Regions from separate parts of the Homo sapiens genome. Here region 1 is linked to region 2. Evidence: chromatin loops called from intact Hi-C (ENCODE). Cell type or tissue: PC-3. All regions are shown on one strand. Each heading gives the region's core, and the rest is flanking DNA. Links, peaks and the distances in the headings are about the cores only.

The links. A loop is a pair of places that touch in the nucleus more often than their neighbours do. Peaks named below come from ENCODE experiments on the same cell type or tissue, not always from the same donor. Only the 100,000 strongest peaks of a DNase experiment are listed, where the experiment ranks them.
Region 1: it touches region 2 in a loop (2.2-fold over the local background); 2 of 110 quality-filtered maps call a loop at or near these places.

The regions. Positions count from the first base shown.
Region 1 is chr5:8,991,506-8,994,434 of GRCh38, forward strand. No RefSeq gene overlaps it. Among named protein-coding and RNA genes, the nearest start is that of MIR4636, 61 kb to the right of the region's middle. In PC-3, for the core only: CTCF peaks have their summits at 1,736 and 1,947; a DNase peak (open chromatin) is centred at 1,726.
Region 2 is chr5:8,906,983-8,909,911 of GRCh38, forward strand. No RefSeq gene overlaps it. Among named protein-coding and RNA genes, the nearest start is that of LINC02199, 69 kb to the left of the region's middle. In PC-3, for the core only: a CTCF peak has its summit at 1,271; DNase peaks (open chromatin) are centred at 359 and 1,299; H3K4me3 peaks cover 800 bases; H3K27ac peaks cover 1,421 bases.

The sequences.
Region 1 (2,929 bases), core at 236-2,735, 85 kb after region 2:
TCAGTAAAATACCCCACTTGTGGTGCTTGGAGGAAGGGCACTGCAATCAAAGAGAGTCATCTCCATTACCATCTGATTGTGTTTTTTTTTCAGCTTTGAGGTTCAAGAGAGTATCACAACCTTGCTCCTGATTTAAGAATATTCGGATTGGTAATCATACTTCTGGATAGTTGCTAGTTTGGATTCTGTGGATAGGAATGAAGCTGGAGAACTTCAGCTTCATCATATTTTTTTCATGTGACTTACTGGAATTCTTTATAGACTCTGTGACCTTGAAAAATGAAAAAAACCGTAACACAGAATCTATCTCTTCAAGAAAATAACATCTATTTTCTAGTAAAGTACTTCGATTCTTTGGAAAAACACATATTGTGAACATTCAAGGTCTTCATCATATGAACAGTACCCATTTCTAACATCATTGATCCTTGGTGATACAGCAGAAGGGACTTACTAAATAAACAATAGTCTTGAAAATTATTACAGTTAACTTTTTAAAAGATCAAAGTGATTACATTTCTAACATGGAAAGTATGTTGTTATAGAATTATCAAAGCATTTTAACTTCTGTTTTAGTAACAGTAAGCTAACTGATTTAGCAAAGAGACCCAAAATTGCATAATGGCATAAGCACCATAAAAGTCTGGTCATTGTGCCCACATACCCTTTCAGGTCAATGAGGGGTAAATGAATTACTGATGCAGCAACAGCACAAATGAATCTCAAAATAATTAGGTTGAATTTTGGGGGGTCTCCTCTTGGCAGTGTCAATGTCTTAGTCAACATGTGGTCTCCAAGACTCTCTGGACGTCTCCAACCAACACATGAGCAAAGGCTGAAAGGCTCACACCAGAAGTAACGTGCATTGTTTTCCAATGCTCACATTATATTGGCCAGAATTAGTTATCTGGCCCCACCTAAAGATGCTAGGATAAGAAAATAAATTTCCTGGGTAGCCATTTTCCAGAAACAATTCTAATTCACAAATGGGGAAACAGCAATCTTTGACGACAGTAAACTTTCTTTGACAAATAAGTGTTAAAAGAATTTGTATTTGTTTTATTTATTTTACCCAATACTCTGGAACATTGAAACGTATTCTGGATTTTTCCCCTAAATATTTTTCTCCTTTTTCAAGTCTCTAATCCTTTTCTTTAATCAATAGCATTAAGTATAGGCAAGAGAGTATAAGCTGGTATCCAACAGAGTGTTTAAATATTGCTTCTTAACATATTTATCTATTCTCAGTTTTAGCCCTAGGTGTTTATTATATAATTTCTCTTTGTCATGGCTCTTAATTCTTGTTTGATATAGGATATATGTGATGTATTTTGGCTTATTTCCTCATTTCTAACTTTGAATTACTATTTTCCTGTTAGCAATATGTAATTTACCATTTACCTATTTTGTGAGATATTTTTCAAGGATTATAGTTTTTTTCAGAATTTTTATGTTTTTTTCTAAATTTTCCTTTTCTTTGGGACTTATGTCATATTCTTGCCTTTTGGGTTCCGCCTTTTCTTCTCTTTTTAAACATCTCTAAAATATTTATTTTAAAAATTTTTTGCAAGCTTTGAAACAGTTCCAAAATAGATAAAACCCAAAAGTTAATCAACTGGTGGCAGTTTCTGGATGTCTCTCAAGAAGGTTAAGGAGGGATGTTCTCTTGTGTGCTTCTATTTGTTTCTTACCTGACTTGGGAGCTGTTTAAGGAAGGCACACTTTGCCCCTAGTGGTGAAGACTTTATAGTGAAAGAGTTTTACATTTGTCTCTGCCTGGTCCACAATATTTTATCACTTCTAGACTATTTTTGTTTCCTATCAGCATTACTGAAATGTCTAAGTAACACAACATACATGTTAAAGGTAAAATTGCATAAATTTGACAAATGTATACAATCATGTAACCACAACATTTATTTCCCTTACTCAAATTTCTGTCTAATGTCCTTGTAGAGGATTTGTTCATACTTCCATCCCCAGACCCAGGTAATGCCAAATCTTCTTCCTATTACTAAAATTGTGCCTTTTCCAGAATTTCATATAAATGCAGTCACAAACCATGTGTTTTTTGGGGGTATGCTGGACTTATTTTACTTATTTAATGCTCTTGAGATTCATTTCTGTTGGGTGTATCAGTAGTTTATTCCTTTTTATTGCTAGACTGTATTCCATTAGATGAATATACCACAACTTGTTTATTCATTCACTAGTTGATAGACTTTTGGGCTATTTTTATTCTTTTGCTATTATGAATCTGTGTGCTACACAAATTTTGCATACAAATCTTTGGACAGATGTTCTCATTTCTCTTTGAGTACATATCTAGGAAGGATTGCTAGGTTATATTAAAAAAAGTTTGTCTTTATAAGAAATTGCTGACAATTTTTCAATAAGGCTATTTCATTTTGTATTATCACTAGCTTTGTATAAGAGTTATCCTTGCTCCAAATTCTCTTCATTGTATAGTCCTCTCAGTGTTTATAATTTTGGCCATTATAGTGTGTATGTAGTGATACCTTAGTAAGGTTTAAATTTACACTTCACTAATAATAATGTCCTTCATTTATATGTACTTATTTACATCTGTAATTCTTCCTTGATACGGTGCATGTTCAAATATTGTGTCATATTCTGTGCTGCATTATTTAATTTTAAGTGTGTTTTATATATTCCAGATACAAATTATTTATTAGGTTTATTTTTCAAATATTTTCTCCCAGAATTTTGGTGACTTTTTCATTTTATTAACGGTATCTTTTTTATATGGTTTGACTAAGTCCCCACCCAAATCTCATCTTGACTTGTAGCTCCCATAATCCCCACATGTCATGGGATAGACCCGGTGGGAGGTAAGTGGATCATGGGGTTGGGTTTTCCCATGATGTTCTCATGATAGTGGATAAGTTTCATGAGATCTGATGGTTTT
Region 2 (2,929 bases), core at 152-2,651:
TTAGTGACACGATTCCTCTAGTGAACTACAAAACTTGTAACTATTAAACTTAAAGAGCAAACTGCCTAATCTTAATTTCAGTCAGATTATCTCATCTATACATCATGCTTTAGTAGAAAATATGTTAACCTGGACTCTAAATTCAGCATGAAAAGTTACGGCCACATTTTCCTCCCAAAACCTCAGTGTCTTTATTTAAAGCAACACAAACCGAACACCTACCTTCACTACTTAATGAATTTTTTGAGAGTTTGAATTGAAATAATTTATGGGAAAGATGTGAGTCACCTTAAACCACTGTAGAGGCACAAAGGCCTATTAGGAAGCTGAATTTACAACATAGAGTTTAAATTAAAAATTTCTGAGTCACAGGTATTCAATGTGTCATCTGTTCAAAGTTTACATAAAGCAAGAGGTTATTATTTTAGTCTGGTTATGATGTTAGCTTTTTGGAATTCACATTTAAATCAAACTGGACAGTAGGATGGAATCTGGACTTTTTTTTTCAAATCTCCTTCAATTATTAATAGATCGATATTGCTATGTGTGTTTGTGTGTAAGAATAAAACACATAGTCATATACGTTAATGTCAGCACTTCCTGGAAAAACCACGGCTTAAAAGCACGTACTTCTGCTGGAAAACATAGATTCAACAATTGTTTAACAGACTATAAGAAAGCACTTGATATCAGATTATTTACTCCTCCTACTACTCCGGGCGACCTGTAGCCACTTGGCTTTCCCTGCATGGGGTACCGTGGTGACAGGAGTGCCATGGCTGTGGGTTTCTCTCCCATTTACCTGCCATGACCAGGGGACATGAGAAAGGAGTTGGGGAGACCCCACAGCAAAGCAGCACTGTTCCTCTCTGTAACTCATTGCTCTCTCCTCAGTAGAGAAGTCGCTGGGGAGGTGAAGAATTCTTTAACCTCTATTTCCTCATCTATGGAATGAGGATGATGGGACCAGCCATCACAGAACAGAAGTAAGAATTAAATGATAATTCAGGGAAAAAGTTGTTGGAATCCTTCATCTCTGTGTTCTCTTCCCTCGGTGCCTCCCTGGACACAGGTCCCGTGACTACAGGTAGTGGAAGTATGCAGGATGCCCTGTGCTAGGTCTGGAAACGTCAAAAGGAGCATCTCCATGGAAAAGCTTGCAGTTTTATTTCTTTGTTTTCTGTGAGCGCTTTTTAGAGCTCCAGACTTCTTAGCGCCTCCTTAGGGTTGGCACAAGAGTGAGGGAGACATAGGAGCAGTTCAGCTTCTCTCCACCGGGGGCAGCAGAGAGTCCACCCCAACAACTCTAAAGTGGAGATATTTTTCCTCTGTAAGAAAGAAATTGAGAAGGATAGGTGACTTTCCCAGTGTCACAGAGAGAGTGCACATGACTCATGGTTGGCTGGGTTTAGACTGGATCTTTTGGAACATCCTGCATGTCTTTGGCAAAAAGGAGACCAGCCCACCTCCAGGCACCTGGTCACCTGGGCATGAGATGAAAGAGGGGATATGGGTTTGTCACTCCTTGGAGCCACAAAGCTTGTGCTTGAGGAGAGTATCTCCTTAGTTGGAACATACAAAGGGGCCTGTCCTTCTTCCTATCCAGAGCTTTAGCACTCTTCTCTCCAGTGACGTGGAACCACCGGAGGCATCTGAACCAGCTAAGGGATGCCCAACTTCTGTAGCTCAGAATGACTTGACAGGTGGCCCACTGGAGTGGAAGTTTGATGAACTGACCTCTCAGCAAAGCCATTCACCTGGTAAAATACTATATTCTCCATCATATAGCATGCCTTCGTCTTTGCCAAAACATTTCTTGTTCAGTACTAGTGCATGACTCTACTGCAGGGATTCTGTTTCATTGTTGAAAAGGAACAAAAGAAATATTCATGTAGTGAATTTGAAACTACAGAAAACTGGACTATTTAATGGTATTTACTTCAACATTTATCATAAAACAACTAAATCTATTCTGAATGTCATAAGAGGATGTTGTCCTGGAAAAATTTACTTTCTAGTTTATCTTATTTATGACAAGGATTTGTTGGCAGCAATGAAAGTCTTTCAAAACAAGAGTATAATGATTTGTAACTCAGCCGAGTTCAGAAGTCCTGGTTTAGTAAGATGCAATTAAAGTATAGATCCTCATTAGATGGTATTCCTCAAAATGGTTTACAAATCCAAATGGACAAGCAATTGTTTCATCCATGTATTGTTATTATTAAATATTTATGATTGAATTTTTGATTTAAATGTATCTCAGTTGCATGCATTGAGGAACACTTTTCATAACTGGGAAAAACAAATACTACACAATTTGGATATTATGATGTGAATGTTTTAATAGATTTTCAGAATACTGTGATTTCTCAGAGGTGATATTTATAGCTTAATATAAATTCTGAACACAATATGTCAGATGTGTGACATTAAGCATATGTACTTATACTTAAATATTAATCTAAGGTGTGTGATACCAGGTAACAGGAAGAGTAGATAAAGATATGTCCAGGGTGGCGAAGTTATGACACAGAAAACATAAAACCCCTTCTGTAGACATCACACAGAAATTGTGCCAACTCCATGGAGAGATAAGAACAGTAACCTTTACATCTTCACAAAAATGAGGCAGTAATAGTGCACAAAAATTGTGTACTTAGCGTTTGCCAGGCATCGTGCTAAGGATTTTACATGCATGTCTTATTTAGTCATTAGGATATTTTGGGGAAAGAAAGGCAGAGCTCAGCAACAGGGAGGAGTGGTGGACCTGGCTAAATGAAGTGGTACCAAAAAGTACCATGTTTTGGTTGCTAGGACATTCTCTACCATCCAGGAAGAATTTTCTGCAAAGTGAGAGTTTCTTGGTGGTCAGAGTATGCATGCTAAAGACTTTTGATTATTCTGAGCAGCCAGTAAATTAGTATGGTGT